2 separate regions of the Homo sapiens genome follow, and region 1 is linked to region 2. The links are chromatin loops, found by intact Hi-C in ENCODE. Cell type or tissue: heart right ventricle. All regions are shown on one strand. Links, peaks and the distances in the headings refer to the core of each region. The heading gives the core; the rest is flanking DNA. Region 1 overlaps LOC105376289 (a long non-coding RNA gene). Region 2 holds the start of LOC124902283 (a long non-coding RNA gene).

Region 1 (8,320 bases), core at 48-8,047, 280 kb after region 2:
GGCCTTCTGGGGACTGTAGTTCTACCCGGAGGGGCGCGGCCTGGGTTTTGGGGCGTCTGGGCATTCTTATCGTCTCGGGGAAAGGGGAGCCTCTGCGGCCCGCGAGGAGGAAGGGACTGAGGGCGCTGACTGCCTGCAGGGCGGTCGGTGGCTCCCTTCTCTCCAGCAGCAGCCTCTCCCAGCATCATTTCCCAACAATACCAGCTGCTACAGTATTTAGTGAGCACCTACTATGCGCTAGGCCCTGTGCTGATCTCTTAAAGGACAAAGACAGAGACAGGCATGGTTCTTTGCTGAGCACACAGCCCAGGCAGGGAGACAGGCCAGGGATGTTTAATCACACAAATACATAATTACCTGTGATGGGTCCAAAACAACAGGGGCCACAAGGACGGGGACTTTTGGAACCAAGGACAGACACACAGAGTTAGACCACGGAATGGAATCTTTAGAATTTGAAGGGTGAATTTTATGGGTGGGTTGGGAAAATTCAGAACTAGCCCTGCCAACCCCTTCATTATACCGATGAGGAAATTGGCCCAGAGGCCAGGCGTGGTGGCTCGTGCCTATAATCCCAGCAGTTTGGGAAGTCGAGGTGGGTGGATCACTTGAGGCCAGGAGTTCGAGACCAGCCTGGCCAACATGGTGAAACCCTGTCTCTGCTAAAAATACAAAAATTAGGGAGGCATGGCGGTGCGCACCTGTAGTCACAGCTACTTGGGAGACTAAGACAGGAGAATCGCTTGCCCCAAGGGGGCGGAGGTTGCAGTGAGCCGAGATCATGCCACTGCACTCCAGCCTTGACGACAGAGCGAGACTCTGTCTCAAAAAAAAAAAAAGAAAAAAAAAAATTGTCCCAGAGACAGGAAGGGACTTTCCCGAAGTCACAAGCAGATCAGAGGAAGTTGGTCCAAGGAGGCCCACCCAGATGTTAAACTCCCAAGGACAGGGCCCCGGGTCTTACATGTCTTCTTGGCCCCCTCCCACCCCACCCCACCCCCCATACATGTCTCCCACCCAGCCCTGCATGGTTAGTGTGAGGAACAGCTCCACGGGCAAAGACAGCGAATGCCCTATGTCTGCCCTCAGTGAAAACACAGGGCTCGGGGCCTCGAAAATTGCACACTCCCTTGATGTGGCAGGAAAACAAGATTGACCGCATAGGGCCTCCAAGACCCTTGAATCATCCCTAAGAGAGTGGCCCTTCTACCCTGAGCAGGCAGGCAGAGATGCCCAGTGCGGGCTGAGCATGGAGCCCTTCTTCCAGAGTCTGCAGGGCGAGCACAGTCCTCATTCAAGCAAGGGAGCTTGCGTCTCTGCCTGTTCCCCATCAGTGAAAAATACACCCACCTCATGCCATCGTTCTAGCAGAAAAACCAAAGATGATGGATGTGTAGGGCATTTTCCAAGCAGAAGAGGTGCCAGTGTGAGTCACTATCCGCTGCATGCCCTGATGCGACGCCATGGGACAGCCAGAAGCCATCTGTGGCCTGCTGCTGGGTGCCAACCAGGGGACAGGCTGCCAGGGCTGGAGGTGTGCAATCCAGGAAGGAGAGGGGCTGCAAGCCTTTCTCCAAGGAATCAGGGCTTCATCGGAGCCCTGAGGATGCCCCCGTCAAGTCTCTGAGGTGAGCAGGGAATGGGCCTCCCTCGGTGACGTGTCTCCAGTGCTCAGTTTAAATAGCAGCTTCAGCAAATCTGAACGCACCATGGCTCCCTGCGGTCCTCCAGATGAAGTCTGCACTCTTCACCCTGACCCCTGCCCCTGACCCCTGGGGCTTTCTGTCCCCAGAATTCACCAAGGCCTTCCCTCCTTCGGGCCTTTGCAGGCCTTTAGGATTGCACCCCAAAAGTCAACCCAAGCTCTTCTCCCTTTCCTCCTTCTACTATAGAGACCAGCAAAATTTTAAGACTTGATTTTCTGGGGGCCAGGCGCTGTGGCTCACGCCTGTAATCCCAGCACTTTGGGAGGATGAGGCAGGTGGATCACCTGAGGTCAGGAGATCAAGACCAGCCTGGCCAATATGGTGAAACCCCATCTCTACTAAAAATATAAAAAATTAGCCAGGCATGGTGGCAGGGGCCCATAATCCCAGCTACTCAGGAGGCTGAGGCAGGAGAATCACTTGAACCCGGGAGGCAGAAGTTGCAGTGAGCCGAGATTGCACCATTGCATTCCAGCCTGGGCAACAAAAGCAAAACTCCATCTCAAAAACAAAACAAACAAACAAAAGAAAACCTCGATTTTCCAAGCCTCCTTGCTGTCCAAGGTGGCCATGTAACCCAGATCTAGCCAGTAAGTTAGAACAAAAGTCCCTGAGGAGCAATTCCCTTTCTGAATAAAGAGATGGAGCTGGCAAGGAAAAGGCCCTCTCACTCTTTGCTCTTCGGCCTTTTGCTCCTTCTCCTTCCTCTTGCCTGGAACATGGATGTGAGGCCCGGAGGTGCCGCAGCCATCTTGTGACCATGAGGCAGCAACTGTGAGGACACAGCCTCCACACTGAAGACAGTGAAAGGGAAGATAGAGCAGGGGTGGCCGTGCCATCTGTAAGTTACTACACCAACCCGACTACCCACCGAAGGCTTATCATTGGCTAAAGCAAAATCTTCTGTCTGTATAAGCCCCTGTATTAGTAGTTTCTTTATTTACAATGAACGTAATACTTATGCTACACAGCCAGCCCTTCACGAGGAACCCCTGCAGAACTTGCATTCTCACTCTCCTTGGGGCTCACTGCGTGCCCGCCACTGCGCTGGCCTCTCTTAGTTCTCTGATCACACTGAACTTATTCCTGTCTCAGGACCTTTGCACTGGCTGGGCCGGCTAGAGGCTGCTGGCTCTTCCTTACCACTCTGGCGGTCTCAGTTTAAACCCCACGTCCTGAAAAACGCCTTCCCTCTCTGCCGCACAATCTGTAGGAGCCTCCCCAGGCCCCTCTACCCCATGAGTCGGTTTCTTTTCCCCACCACTCCTTACTGCTGTCTGCTGCTTTCTCTACCTGCTTCTTCATCTGCTTGGTGCACAGAACGGCAGCTCCATAGGGAGTCCGGCTGCCTGTGTTGAGTGCCTCTGTGTCCCCAGTGTGTGGCATATAGTAAGTACTCAATAAAGGTTTGCTGGATGAATTATTCAGTGTCTTTTTTGTTTGTTTTGTTTTGGAGACAGAGTTTCGCTTTTGTCACCCAGACGAGTGCAGTCCCGCGATCTTGGCTCACTGCAACCTCTGTCTCCCAGGTTCAAGCTATTCTCCTGCCTCAGCCTCTCAAGTAGCTGGGATTACAGGCACCCACCACCACGCCCGGCTAATTTTTTGTATTTTTAGTAGAGATGGGGTTTCATCATGTTGGCCAGGCTGGTCTCAAAGTCCTGACCCCAGGTGACCCACCCGCCTTGGCCTCCCAAAGTGCTGGGATTACAGGCGTGAGCTACCAGGCCCGGCCATTTATTCAGTGTATTAATTAATGCCAATCTCTCTGCTGATGTGTCCTGTCTCTCTGCCTGGGAGCTGGAAACCCCCACTCTTTCCTTTGAGCTGTTCCTCCTGGGAAAGCCTTCCTGGCACTCCCAGACCTGGGCTGGGACATCTGTGGTTCCCGCACCCATGACTTTAGGTGTCTCTCTGCCGCCACCCTTTCACAATTCTAACTGCAAGGTGGTTGACGTCTTCATCTGTTAGATGTCATCTCCCCCTCCAGGCCATAAACTTCAAGAGGACAGGGACTATCTTCGTTTCCTGCTCCATGGCCCATGCCTGGCGCAGGTCGATGTGTTTGTTGAATGAATGAATGACAGCAGCTGCTTCCAGACTGGAAGATCTCAGGCTAGACGACAGGAGTCACCCAAGTCCCATCCCTTCCCACCCCAGCCCGCCCCCTCCCCCGGAAGAAAAACTAAATCAAAGCCGCGTGTCCCACCCAGTTCAGATCTGCCTTGTTCTGAACAAAGGGGCAGCTGGTGCCTCTGCCCAGACAGACGCCTGCATCAGCAACACGCAAAGCCAGCCTTGCCGCGCAGCCCGAGGGTCTCGGGGGGCTGTTCCTTAGCAAGATTTTGCCCCTTTCCCTCCACTTCATCCTCCTATTCACCCTCTCCCCCAAATAACAGCACACACCCTCAACCCTCGTGTGGAATTTTTCGTCTTCAAAGCACTTCCTAAGCATTAGCTCATTAGCAGAGCGGCCCCTTGACACCACGAGGCTGCTCCCTGGGTGTCTTCTGAGTCATAACGCTCGAGTTTACCGACAAAAACAAGTTTTTCCCATAGAGCGGATTCGGCGCCACAGCCAAGATCACTGTCTCAGAAAAAAAGGGAAGAAGGAAGGAGAGAAACACTGCCTCTGGCAAGCGCCAGCCAAGCACTGATCCCCGTGTCAGCTCTAAGCACTAGGAGACCCGAGAGATGCCAGGCTCAGCGTAGGGGCCACCGAAGCTTCCGTCCCCTGCCCTGGGCTGGAACCCTCCACCAGGAGGAGATGTCACAGCGTGGCCCCTGACACCTGGCACCTCTCCCAGCGTCTCTCCCTGCACCCACATCTGGTTTCCCACCACTAGGAATGTTTCCCGCCTCCCACTCCATCCCCACCCCGCAAACACAGCCATAAGCCCTAAGCCCAGAGGACGGGATAACCATTTGCTGCCTAATAAATGACGGGTGGTGTCAGCCAGCCCGGACAGAGGGCAGTTACTCTGGCATTGAACAGACCTGGGTTCAAATCCCAGATCTGCTCCTTACAAGCTCTGGGACCTTGGCCAAGTGGCCGAGACTGTTTCCTCGTCTGTGGAATGAGGCCGCACTGGCCCTGCCTCCCTCAGGGTCGTCTGTGAAATGATGAGTGGAGAGCACTGGGGCACTTGGAGTCAGCGATGTTCTCAGCCAAGGGAGCAGCTGCCAATTTCTCTGGTTTTAGGGGTTACAGAGTGGCTTCCATTCCAGAGGCAGAGCACAGGTCCCAGGGTAGGGGACTCAGTACTGGGCATTACGGAAGCCCCCACAAGAGTCAGGGAGGATCGTGGCCTTCTCCCTGCAGGAGGGGCTGGTCTTAGCACCCCTGCCTCTGTACCCCACACCATCTCATCCACAGAAGAGGCATTGAATAAAGATCCAAACTAAAAGCCTCATGTAAACCAATACAAAAGCTGGACTGGGCCATACATAGTGGCTCATAACTGTAATCCCAGCACTTTGGGAGGCCAAGGCGGAGGATCACTTGACGCCAAGAGTTTGAGACCAGCCTCGCCAAACATGGCAAGATCTGTCTACAAAAAATTTATTTTTTTGTTTTGTTTTTGTGAGACGGAGTTTCAGTCTTGTTGCCCAGGCTGGAGTGCAATGGTGAGATCTTGGCTCACTGCAACCTCTGCCTCCTGGGTTCAAGCGATTCTCCTGCCTCAGCCTCCTGAGCAGCTGGGACTACAGGCGCCCGCCACCACGCCCAGCTAATTTTTTGTATTTTCAGTAGAGATGTGGTTTCACCATGTTGGCCAGACTGGTCTTGAACTCCTGACCTTAAGTGATCCACCCACCTTGGCCTCCCAAAGTGCTGGGATTACAAGCATGAACCAACACACCCAGCCCCTACAAAAATTTTAAAAATTAGCCAAGCATGGTGGCATGCACGTGTGGTCCCAGCTACTCAAGAGATGGGAAGATTGCCTGAGCCGGGGAGGACGAGGCTGCAGTGAGCCATGATGACGCCACTGCACTCTGCTCCAGCCTGGGCAACACAGCAAGACCCTGTCTCTAAAAAAAGAAAAGAAAAGAAAATGGCTGGGTGCAGTGGCTCACGCCTGTCATCCTAGCACTTTGGGAGGCCAACATGGGTGGATCACAGGGTCAGGAGTTCGAGATCAGCCTGACCAACATGGTGAAACCCCGTCTCTACTAAAAATACAAAAATTAGCCGGGCGTGGTGGTGGCATGTGCTTATAGTCCCAGCCACTCAGGAGGCTGAGACAGGAGAATCGCTTGAACCCGGGAGGCGGAGGTTGCAGTGAGCCAAGATCTCACCACTGCCCTCCAGCCTGGGCGACAGAGTGAGACTCTGTCTCAAAAGAAAGGAAAGAAGGAAGGAAGGAAGGAAGGGAGGGACGGACAGACAGAGGGAGGGAGAGAGGAAGGAAAGAGAAAGGCCAGGTGCGGTGGCTCACACCTGTAATCCCAGCACTTTAGGAGGCCAAGGCAGGCGGATCACTTGAGGTCAGGAGTTCGAGACCAGCCTGGCCAGCATGGCGAAACCCTGTCTCTACTAAAAACATAAAAATTAGCCAGGTGTGTTGGCGTGAACCTGTAGTCCCAGCTACTCAGGAGGTTGAAGCAGGAGAATCGCTTGAACCCAGGAGGAGGAGGCTGCAGTGAGCCAAGATCATGCCACTGTATTCCAGCCTGGGCAACAGAGTGAGACTGTCTCAGAAAATAATAATAATAAATAAAATAAATAAATACAATGCAAAAAAATTTTTAAAGCTGGTCTGGGTCATGGAAAATGCACCAGAAACACTACTATCTAGAAACTCCTCCCTTGAGTCACAGCAAATATTGATTGGACCCCTACCACGCACCAGGCACTGTGCTGGGCACAGGACACTCCCTCTGGAGATGGTAGGAGACTGCTGGGCATCCCTCCAGGGCACATGCCAGCAACATCCTACTTCGTGCTCCAGCAAAAAGGTCCAAATGTATGTGGCCAAGCAGATGTGGGTGCGCCTTGAGGGCAGAAACCCTGTTCGCTGAGTAAGAACGCTGCTGGACAGTTCGGTGTCCATTTTGTCCCCAGCTACCTTCCTAACAGAACCCTGTTTTGTTCAAGTGGGCAAATATGCCCAGATACAAATACTCACTTCCCAGACTCCTTTGCAGCTAGCTGGGCTGCTTTACCTAATTCTAGCAATGAGATGAAATTAGGAGTCTCCTGCTAAGAATGACCAGGAAATCAATTGTTTTTCTGAAAAAAAGAGGAATTCACCTGGCAGGGGCCTTTTGTACTTTGCCCTTCACCCTTTCCCAATCACCACCCCAATTTTCCTGCCTGGAATGCTGTCCTGAGAGCTGGAGGTGAAGCAGCCGTTTTCTGCCACAAAGAGGAAAGCCACGTGCTAGGTGGCCAGAAGGGCGTCTCCAGAGGCTGCCCAGGCCTGACTGCCTCCCACAGCACCGTGTGCTTCCCGCTCAAGTCATCATTGTTGGGTTTCTGTGAGTCGCAGCTAACCACAAATCCCAACTCATCACCAGGCCACGTCGGAGACCCTCACCGTCAGCAGAGGGGCCAGCACAGAGCGGCCACTTAAGAAACATGCTTGAATGCAGGAGTGAAGGGCTCGATGCGGCAGAACAGACCCCTGAGGTGCCCTGCGGCCCGGAGTCTCCAGACCTGAACTGCAAACTCAGCCCCAAAGGGGAGAGTGCCAGCATGATTCTATCAGACCTACAGAGCCTGGATTCCTCCAGGGCCACACCGTGTGACCCTGAGCAAGTGCCCCCCCCTCTCTGGGCCTCAGTTTCCCTGAGAAGTTAGTGTGTGGGACTTGGTGGTCTTTGTGGACGGTCTTTTAGGGAAGCAGCCAGATTCAGGGTCAGCAACCCCATGATTCTTCCTCCTCTTCTTTCGGGTACGGGAAGGAGGGCTCCTCTCACCTTCAAATCCAAATGCCATGGGGTGGGGGGTTGATAAATCTGGGGACTGGTCACTATCGGAGGAGGGCTGGCACTGACGGGTGCCTCGTGCCAAGCGCCATGCGCTGTCTCTCTGAATCTTCATGCCACCCCGTCACACAAGTGCTCTTCTTTTTTTACTTTATTTATTTGTTTTTTTTGTTTGGTTTGGTTTTTTAGAGTCAGGGTCTTGCCTGTCACCCAGGCTGGAGTGCAGTGGCTCAATCATACCTCACTGCAGCCTTGAACTCCCGGGCTCAAGCGATCCTCCCACCTCACCCTCCCTAGTAGTTGGGACTACAGGCTAGTTTTTTATTTTGTAGAAATGGGGCCTTGCTATGTTGCTCAGTCTGGTCTCAAACTCCTGGTCTCAAATAATCCTCCTGCCTTGGCCTCCCAAAGTTCTGGGATTACCAGCTTGGGTGGGCTCCTCTTATCCCTGTTTAACAAATGAGGAAACTGAGGCTCAGGGGTTAAATAACTCCATTGAATTTCCAGGGTGGGCATGTGGCAGCACCAGGACGGGAGAGCTGAAGGGATAAAGCGGCAGTTAGCTGCTACCCTAAGTCAGGTCGGGGGTAGGTAAGGGGAGACCTACAAGAAGAGAATGATTTTTCCCCAGGGAAAAATGCCCGAGGCAGTCCCAGATCCAGACCCTGGGTCCTTCTGCC
Region 2 (8,301 bases), core at 1-8,000:
GTGTCCTTGAGAAAGTGAATCAACCTCTCTGAGCCTCAGTTACCTCATCTGGAAAAGAAAGTTAATAATAAAATCTCCCTCCACGAGTAACAGTGATTAACAGTGCATGTAAAACATCTAGCACCGGCCCAGGGCAGAGAGTAGCCAGCAAGCTCTAATGTTACTCCGTTTTGTCTTATTCAGTCTCATTCAGACTTGTCCAAAGTCACCTGTCCAATTTTGGGCAGTGCTGGGACGCTCCCCCTGTCTCTTCCCCCTCCAATGCTACTTCCCTGTAGTGGGAGAGGGTCCCAGGCCATCATCTCTGTTTTGCAGAGGAGAACCAGGTTCAGAGAGGCCGAGTTGCTCACCCGGGATCACACAGCCCTGAGAACAAGGCAAGGGTCTGCCTGTTTGCTAAGTTCCATGTGAGTTCTTTAGGTTGCTCAGGATAAGGATGGCCTCAATGAGACCCACCGTCCTGACAGAGGGGCTCGTACTCTTGTGGCCAAGAACTGGCAAGGTGGGCTCCTCGGGGGCCAGGGAGCCACCGCAAGTGCTATTAAGTGGAACATCACTAAGACAAACAGCCCGCATTTCCTGGGTGCTTTCCCCAGGGCAGGGAGCTGTGTCAAGTGTTCATGGGCACAGTCTCCTTCCATCCTCACAGCAACCCTATTATCCTGCATTCCAAGGATGGGTGCTCCCTCAGATCCCAGGTAGGGGCTAAACGAGGGGTGGCGCCAGCACCCGAACCCTGATCTTGCTCCTGCCCTGAGCCTCTGTGGACCACTGAGAACAATGGGCTTTTACCTGTGCTGTATCAGCTCTGGGGCTCAGCAGGAGGCCAGGCTCCACCCCCCAACGCCCCCAACCCAAGTTGGGGGTGCTGCTTGGGTCTCATAGAACATCTTGGGGTCCCTCCCCAGCCCTGGCCCCACAGAGCCGACCCAGCTGCGTCTCTGAGCCGCACCCAAAATCTTCCCAGCTTTGCCAGGGAGACTGGAAATTTCTGCTCAGCAGCTTCGTCTGGGATGATTTCGACACTTGGCTCGATGGGGTCGAGAGGAGGAGCCAGGCCGCTCAGCCGCTCAACATTCTGGAGCTCCCCTTGGGTCACCGGGAGGGGGGCTTTGCTAGGCGTAGATGAGCCCCTCCGAAATGGTAAAATCAAGCAACAGTGACCAAGTACCGAGCGCTTACCGTGTGCTGGGCCCTGTGCCAAGTCAGGACTTGCTGGGCCTCACGGAACCTTCCGGCGCCCGGGCAAGGCCAGCACTGTTACCAACTGTCTCGCGGACTGCTCCTAACTGGGGGCTCTGTTAGCATCCAGGAGTCTCCTCCTCGGATACTCTGAGTACCCCCTCCAGAGACCCCAGGCACCGGATTCTCTGTACGGGGCCGCTGACGTGCCCAGCCCTGGTGAACCCACCCTTCCAGACACTTCCACCCACGCCCGGCCCTGGGGCTGGGGGCGTCGGGCAGAGCGCCGGTGAAATTCTGCCAGTGGCTAAGGCGCCTACTGTGCCCCTGGCTCTGCGAGGGTCGGGGGACTGTCACCAGGCCCAAAGTCGCCAGGGAGGAGGGGCGTGAATGACGAAGCTCAGATCCGGGCAAAGGATCGGAGAGGTGATTAGACACCCCGGGCAGGCAGCGGAGGCCGGCCCTGCTGAGCGACCCCCGTTAGCGACGACCCTCAGGGGCTCAGGCTCCACGCCCATTAACTGGGTATCAGTCCCTTCCATCCCGGGGAGCCGAGCTCCTGGGAAGCAGCGCCTGGGGGCGCCGGCGACCGGCTGGGGCCGCCTCCCTGCTCCCCCGCCCTGGGCCCGATCGCCGGGCGCGAGGCGTGCAGGGCGCGGCGCGGGCCCGGGCGCCCAGTTCAGCGGAAAGGAATGCCTTGCTCGGCGGGGGAGGCCGTGGCCCCGAGGCCGTGTCCACCCCCGCCCGCCCCGGGCCTCATTTACTGCGGCTCTGAAGCCCGGCCCGTTTCGCCCGCCGGGCCCCGCGGGGTGACTCCCCCCACGATTGCGGTCCCCCGCCCTCCGCCCGGCCGCCGCTGGCGGACCCCAAAGTCGGGGCGAGTCTCCAAACCGGGGAGCCGGCCCCGCCCCCACGCCGCGGCGGCGCCCTCCCTTCCCCCTCCCCGCCGCCCGCCTCTCCCCCTCCCCCCTCCATAACTCAAAAGCCTGTCAAGCTGGTTCCAGACTCCTGGCGCCGGGCTCCGCTCCAGGAAAGAAAAAAAGGAAAGAGAAAAAGGGAAAAAGCCGGCGCGAGGGAGCGAGAGAGGCCCGCGGAGCAAAACCGTGCGCCCCGGCACGCACAGCCCCGCGGCCCCCGACCCCCCACGCCCCTAACCCTAACGGGGATCCCAGTCCTAGGGACACCGGGCGCGTGCGCGACCCCAATCAGTTATTTATGGGCGAATTAATTATGTAGCTGCCATGGGCGGGGGGGCCGGCAGGGGCCATGCGACGCGGAGACCACCCGGCCGCGGTGGCGGCTCTCCTGCCGGGCCTCGGGGTCGGGAGGCGTCCCCACGCCGCCCGGGGAGGATCCCGTTGTGAGAAAGCTGCCTCGGGGTGGGGTCCGGGAGGAGCGCGGGGGAACCTGAGGAAGCGGGAGAGACGGCTCGGAGACCTCCCAATTAGACTGGGAGGGGAGAGGGGGGCGGGCGACGGAGCTGGAAAGAGCGGGCCGCGGAGACCGGGGCGTGGGAAGAGCCTGGCCTAGGCATTTCTTCCCTTCCTTCCTTCCTTCATCCCCATCCTTACTGCGAGCCCACTACGTGCCACTGCGCCCACAGCAGAGGGCGGTATTAGGGAGGGGTTAGGAGCAGGAAGGAATTTCGAGGTACAGCTGGGTCCAAATCCGGATTTGTATCCTATACTCCCCTGCTGTGTGGCCTTAGGCAACGGCTTGCCCTCTCGGAGCCTCCACTTCCTCATCTGCCAGTGGTCTTCAGGACTTGGGAGATGGGGCGCTTGGGCAGAGAGTTTGTGGGGGCGCGGTCGAAGGGAGGTCCTGTCCTTGGGAAACTTTACATAGAGGGGAACATGCCCAGTCCCCCAGTATTCCCCATCTCGAAGCCCCGACTTTGGGTCTCATATAATCTGCCTCTCCCCGGGGCCCACACATTTGAAGGTCGTTATTAAAACCACACCACCCCCAAGGCCACTGCTCAGGACGCTCACCCCTAGCTGGCTTCTCACCAGCCTGGCCCTGCAGAAGGTCGTGCATATGGCAGCCAGAGGGGCTCAATCTAGTCCTTTTACTCCCCACCTCCGCTGCCTCCCCCGACTCTGCCCTTCACATCCCCACCTGGGTTCTCCTTCCAACCTGCTTCTAGTCTGGGCTAGGGAGATTGGAGCCCTGAGGCCATGGGGGCTACGGGGCAGTGAGAACAGGGGTGGGGGCTCAGCTGGCCCTCCCTGGACAAGTGTCCCCCTTATCTGGAGTGTCAAGGCGTTCTACTTCCAAGACTCAGAAGTGAAGGAGGCTTCCGTTTGCGACCCAGGATTGCCTAGGGGTTTGCCTGTCTTCTTTCACCAAAACTTGCAATAACTCTGTTAGGTGAATGGGGCAGATCCAGGTTTTATGGGGCCTGAAGGTTTTACAATCCTGGGGACCCACTTGAAGAAGAATAGTGCAAAGTTATGAATAGGCGGTTAAGCTCAGGGCCTTGGTAAATGACAGTCCCAGGAGCTAAAGCTTCATTAGCCCCTCGGTAACTCACCTCTGTAGATGGACAACACAACTGTCATCCCTTTGCAGAGGTGGAAACAAAGCTTAGGCTGGCCCAAGGTCACAACAGGTAGAAAGGACAAGCTGGGATCAAACCCAGGTCCCACCCCACAGGCAGCACCCTGAACTAACTGCCTCAGTAGGAATGCCACCTTCCATATCATCTACCCCATGCCACATCTCACCTGTCCCCACCAGTGCCCAGCCCAGGCAGGGTCAGTCAGAACAGCCTTTGCTTCCAGAACAGTCTGTGTCCCTCCCTCCAGAGGCCTCCATGTCCCAAGGCTCAAGCCTCAGAGATACTGTCTTGTGACAACACTCACAGATCTAGTAAGTAGGTCTCTTCTAAACTTTTGATTCCAGCAATGGTAACCTGCTCACTCCAGAACTCCAGCTCCCCCGTCCACCTGGAGGGAGCGCACCCCTGTTCCCCGGTGGGCTCCCTGGTGTTCGGGGCTGGATCTGTTTTATTTGGCTCAGTATTCCCCGCTCTTGACGCAGTACAGACATACAGCCGACAGAGTGACTGTAGCAGTAACATCTATTCCCAACCTCGTGGAACAGGATGTTGTTAAACTGCGGATTCCCGGGCCCCCCTCAGATTCTACTGAATCAGACTCTCTGTGCACAGGGCCGGGGACTTGGCATTTTACAAGCTCTTTTGGGTGCATCTTAACCATAGTAAAGTTCGAGACCACGGACCTACGGCCAGAAAGGACCAAATGGTTGTGTCTAGACCAAGGCCTTCTCACCAGGGGGAGTTATCTCCCCTAAATCCGACCGATTTCACCAGTTCCCCAGGCTCTTCTGGCTGAGATCAAATTATTTCACTTATCAGGCCAGGCACAGTGGGTCATGCCTGTAATTCCAGCACTTTGGGAGGCTGAGGTGGGTGTGTCACTTGAGGTCAGGAGTTCAAGACTAGTCTGGCCAACATGGCAAAACCCCGTCTCTACTAAAAACACAAAAATTAGCTGGGTGTGGTGGTGGGCGCCTGTAATCCCAGCTACTCAGGAGGCTGAGGCATGAGAATCGCTTGAACCCGGGAGGTGGAGGTTGCAGTGAGCCAAGGTCGTGCCACTGCACCCCAGCCTGGGTGACAGAGCAAGACTCAAAAACAGCAACAAAAATTATTTCATGTATCAAAGACCTACTGCCTGCCCGGGACTGGGTCTGAGGCCTTAGAGAATTGACCTCATAGGATACTCGCAAAAGCTCTGAGAAGTAGGGAGAATTATTGTCCCCATTTTACAGATGGAATCTGAGGCCTGGAGAAGCAAAGTGGCTTTGTGGAAGGGATACGGTGCTGGGGAATGAGGAGGCTGGGATGGGAGCTGAACTCACACCCTTAACTCCTTCCTTCCACTGCCCACAAGGCCACTGATCCGAGGGCTGTAACTCGCAAGGGTCCTTCAGTAACATCCGGAGATGAGAGTTTACACACCAGCCTGTGAGCGGCTTTGAGAAATTAAACACGCTACAGAGTCACTACAGGGACCTCATGCTAAGACGCGCAACAAAATTAGGCGACAGGCCCCAAAGAAATCTAATCAAGTAGGCCTCTTCTCCTCCGTATCTTTGGAGTCGGTGTTCAGGGGAATGTGTGTTTGCGGAAGGATTTGATGTATTTGCTTCAGGCAAATCTTTGCCTTTTTCTCTGCCTGCAGTTCTGTGCTAGGCAGCAAGAAAGCTCCACAGCTGGTGGCCAGTGCTGCAGGCCAGCGTGGCTCCCTGGGCTTCTCTGTAGGGCTGTGTTATCACGCTTCCCCGGGTCCGGTGCTCTGTGCAAACGTAGCCTCTTTCCTGCTCCAGGATGGGCAAGGCACAGGGGAGGTTTCAGGTGGAGAGAAATTGATTTAGTGGCCACTGCTTCTGAGGCTGGAGGACCTGCCTGAGGCAGAGGGTGTGGACTTGTTCTGGGAGGACCCAGAAGGCAGAACCACGGAAGGCTACCAAGGGAGGTAGGTTTTGCCTCAAGATGAACTATCCAATAGTCAGGGCAGCTGTGTAGGTAGTGAGTGCCCCACCTGGGGAGGTAGTCAAGGACAGGCAGGGATAGAGAGTGGTGTGTCTAGGAGTACAGAGCCATGCCTCAGGAGAAGAAGTGGCTGAAGACACTTTGAGGTCTTTTGAAACTCTGGGAATTTCCATATCTAACATTACTGACCAGCCCATGTGGGACTGAGGGGATAAATTAAGGAAGGGAAGGGGCAGGTTATGATGGCCAGACTGGGAACCACAGACCCCCAGGGAGACAGAAGCAGGCTCCTAGCCCTTGGTCTTCCAACAAAACTACTGTTTCTCTCTCTCCCCTCCCTTCCTTTCTTCCTTCCTTCTTTCCTTCCTTCTCTCTCTCATCACCCTCTCCTTCCCTCCTTCCCTCTCTCCCTTCCTCCCCCACTCCCTCCCTGTCTCTCTTTCCTTTTCTTTTCTTTCTTCCGACAGGGTCTTGCTCTGTCGCCCAGGCTGGAGTGCAGTTGTGTGGTCACAGCTCACTGCAGCCTCAACCACCCAGGCTCAAGCAATCCTCCCACCTCAGCCTCCTGAGTAGCCGTGGTGAGACTACAGGTGCACTCCATCATGACTGGCTAATTTTTGTATTTTTTGTAGAGACAGGGTTTTGCCATGTTGCCCAGGCTGGTCTCAAACTCTTGGGCTCAAATCTTCCTTCCACCTTGGCCTCCCAAAGTGCCGGGATTACAGGTGTGAACCACCACACCTGGCCTCACTCTCATGACCCCTCATGGGGTCTTGCCATGTTACCCAGGCAGGTCTTGAACACAAGCGATCCTCCTGACTCAGCCTCCCTAAGTGTTGGAATTGCAGACCTGAGCCACCGTGCCCGGCGCACTATTGTTTCTTGAAATTCAAATACGCTTCTTTCTTTTTCAGTCATTTGTAAATGTCTGGTAACCTTTCATAATGTTATTAATAATAATATTTCTAATAACTGGTAATCAATAACTGTACTCTCTGTAGCATTAACTGCATGCTTACTGAGAAAGGATGTACTCTAGTCCAGGCATGGTGGCTCACGCCTGTCATTCCAGCACTTTGGGAGGCCGAGGTGGGTGGATCACTTGAGGTCAGGAGTTTGAGACCAGCCTGGTCAACATGGTGAAACCCCATCTCTACTAAAAATATAAAAATTAGCCGAGTGTGGTGGCACGTGCCTATAATCTCAGCTATTCGAGAGGATGAGGCATGAGAATCGCTTGAACGTGAGACGCGGAGGTTTCAGTGAGCTGAGATCATGCCACTGCACTCCAGCCTGGGTGACAGAGCCAGAAGCTGTCTCAAAAACAACAACAACAAAAACAAAAACAACAAAGAAAGGAAGGAAAGGAGAGGGAGAGGAAAAAGGAAAGAAAGGCTATATTCTAAGTGCTTATGTGTATAAATGTGTGTAATTGACATGGCAGTCCTATGAGAAGGGTGTTTATTTGTGCTATCACTCTTGTTTTAGAGATGAGGACACTGAGGCTCAGAGGGCTGACATGCCAAGCCCCAGGGCACAGGAAGGCAGGCCTCTGCTTCCACCTCACATCCCCCAGTGCCTCTGGAAACCGCAGCCTGTGGAGGGCCTGAGGTCGCTTATCACCTGTCTCTGCAGCTCATCCTCAGCAAAGACTGAGGGTCCTTGATGCTGTCCGGGTCCTTGATGCTGTCCCCATCTTTATGCCAGGTCTCATCTCAGAGGCAGGCTCAGGAAGGGAGCTGGGAGATGCCGGCAGAGGGCCCAGGAGAGGCACACTGCCCACCAGCTAGGAGCTGCTTCTGACCTCGCTGGCCGATGGCCGGGGACCCTGGCCCCTCCCAACCCCAGGGACACAAAGCAGAAGATCCCAGAATGGGGATGGGGAGAGAGGACCATCTTGTTCAACTTCCTCATTCTATACCAGGAAAACAGGCATCGGAGAAGGGAAGAGATACCTCAAGGTCAACGCCAAGTCCAGCAGCTGCTGCTCTCCTGAGTCCTCCACGTGGACTTCTTCTGCGTTCCCACATCTCATTCCTCCAATTTTTTTTTAAAAATTGTTAGTAGTAGCATAATACTAAGAAAGCACTATTCAAAGGAACAAGAAGACCCACCGTGTGCGGAACGGTCACTGTGCACCAGGCAACGTGACCCGCAATTTTCTCTCCTATAAAACGGGGATGAGAACAGGGCCTCCCCTGCTGACTCATGGGAAGAGGTTAAGATCAAAGGTGACAGTGGACATGAATCAGCATTTTATAAACCACAAGACATTGTCACCATGGCTATCTTTGGTTTTTATTATTTATTTTTTAATTTTTTAATTTTTATTTTTTGAGAGCAGGGTCTCACTCTGTTACCCAGGCTGCAGTGCAGTGGTGCAATCATGGCTCTCTGCAGGCTCAAATCCTGGGCTCAAGCAATCCTCCACTCAGCCTCCTGAGTAGGTGGGACTATAGGTGTGTGCCACCTTGCTATTAAATTACCTGGCTATGGCCGGGCACAGTGGCTCACACCTGTAATCCCAACACTTTGGGAGGCTGAGGCGGGTGGATCACTTGAGGTCAGGAGTTCAAGACCAGCCTGGCCAACCCCGTCTC

What was found. A loop is a pair of places that touch in the nucleus more often than their neighbours do. Peaks named below come from ENCODE experiments on the same cell type or tissue, not always from the same donor. Only the 100,000 strongest peaks of a DNase experiment are listed, where the experiment ranks them.
Region 1: it touches region 2 in a loop (1.9-fold over the local background); 2 of 110 quality-filtered maps call a loop at or near these places.

The regions. Positions count from the first base shown.
Region 1 is chr9:129,194,586-129,202,905 of GRCh38, reverse strand. All of the region lies in intron 1 of LOC105376289 (a long non-coding RNA gene), which reads right to left. Among named protein-coding and RNA genes, the nearest start is that of IER5L, 20 kb to the right of the region's middle. RefSeq lists a silencer at 1-68 and an enhancer at 1-116. In heart right ventricle, for the core only: no CTCF peak of the experiment used is centred there; DNase peaks (open chromatin) are centred at 4,350 and 4,745; H3K4me3 peaks cover 243 bases; H3K27ac peaks cover 2,876 bases; H3K27me3 peaks cover 1,393 bases.
Region 2 is chr9:129,476,515-129,484,815 of GRCh38, reverse strand. It overlaps LOC124902283 (a long non-coding RNA gene), which reads left to right and starts at 5,404. Exons shown (of 2, transcript XR_007061814.1): 1 at 5,404-5,684; 2 at 7,190-7,980. In heart right ventricle, for the core only: CTCF peaks have their summits at 1,695, 2,002 and 2,252; DNase peaks (open chromatin) are centred at 1,065, 1,605, 2,195, 2,603 and 1 weaker place; H3K4me3 peaks cover 2,577 bases; H3K27ac peaks cover 6,205 bases.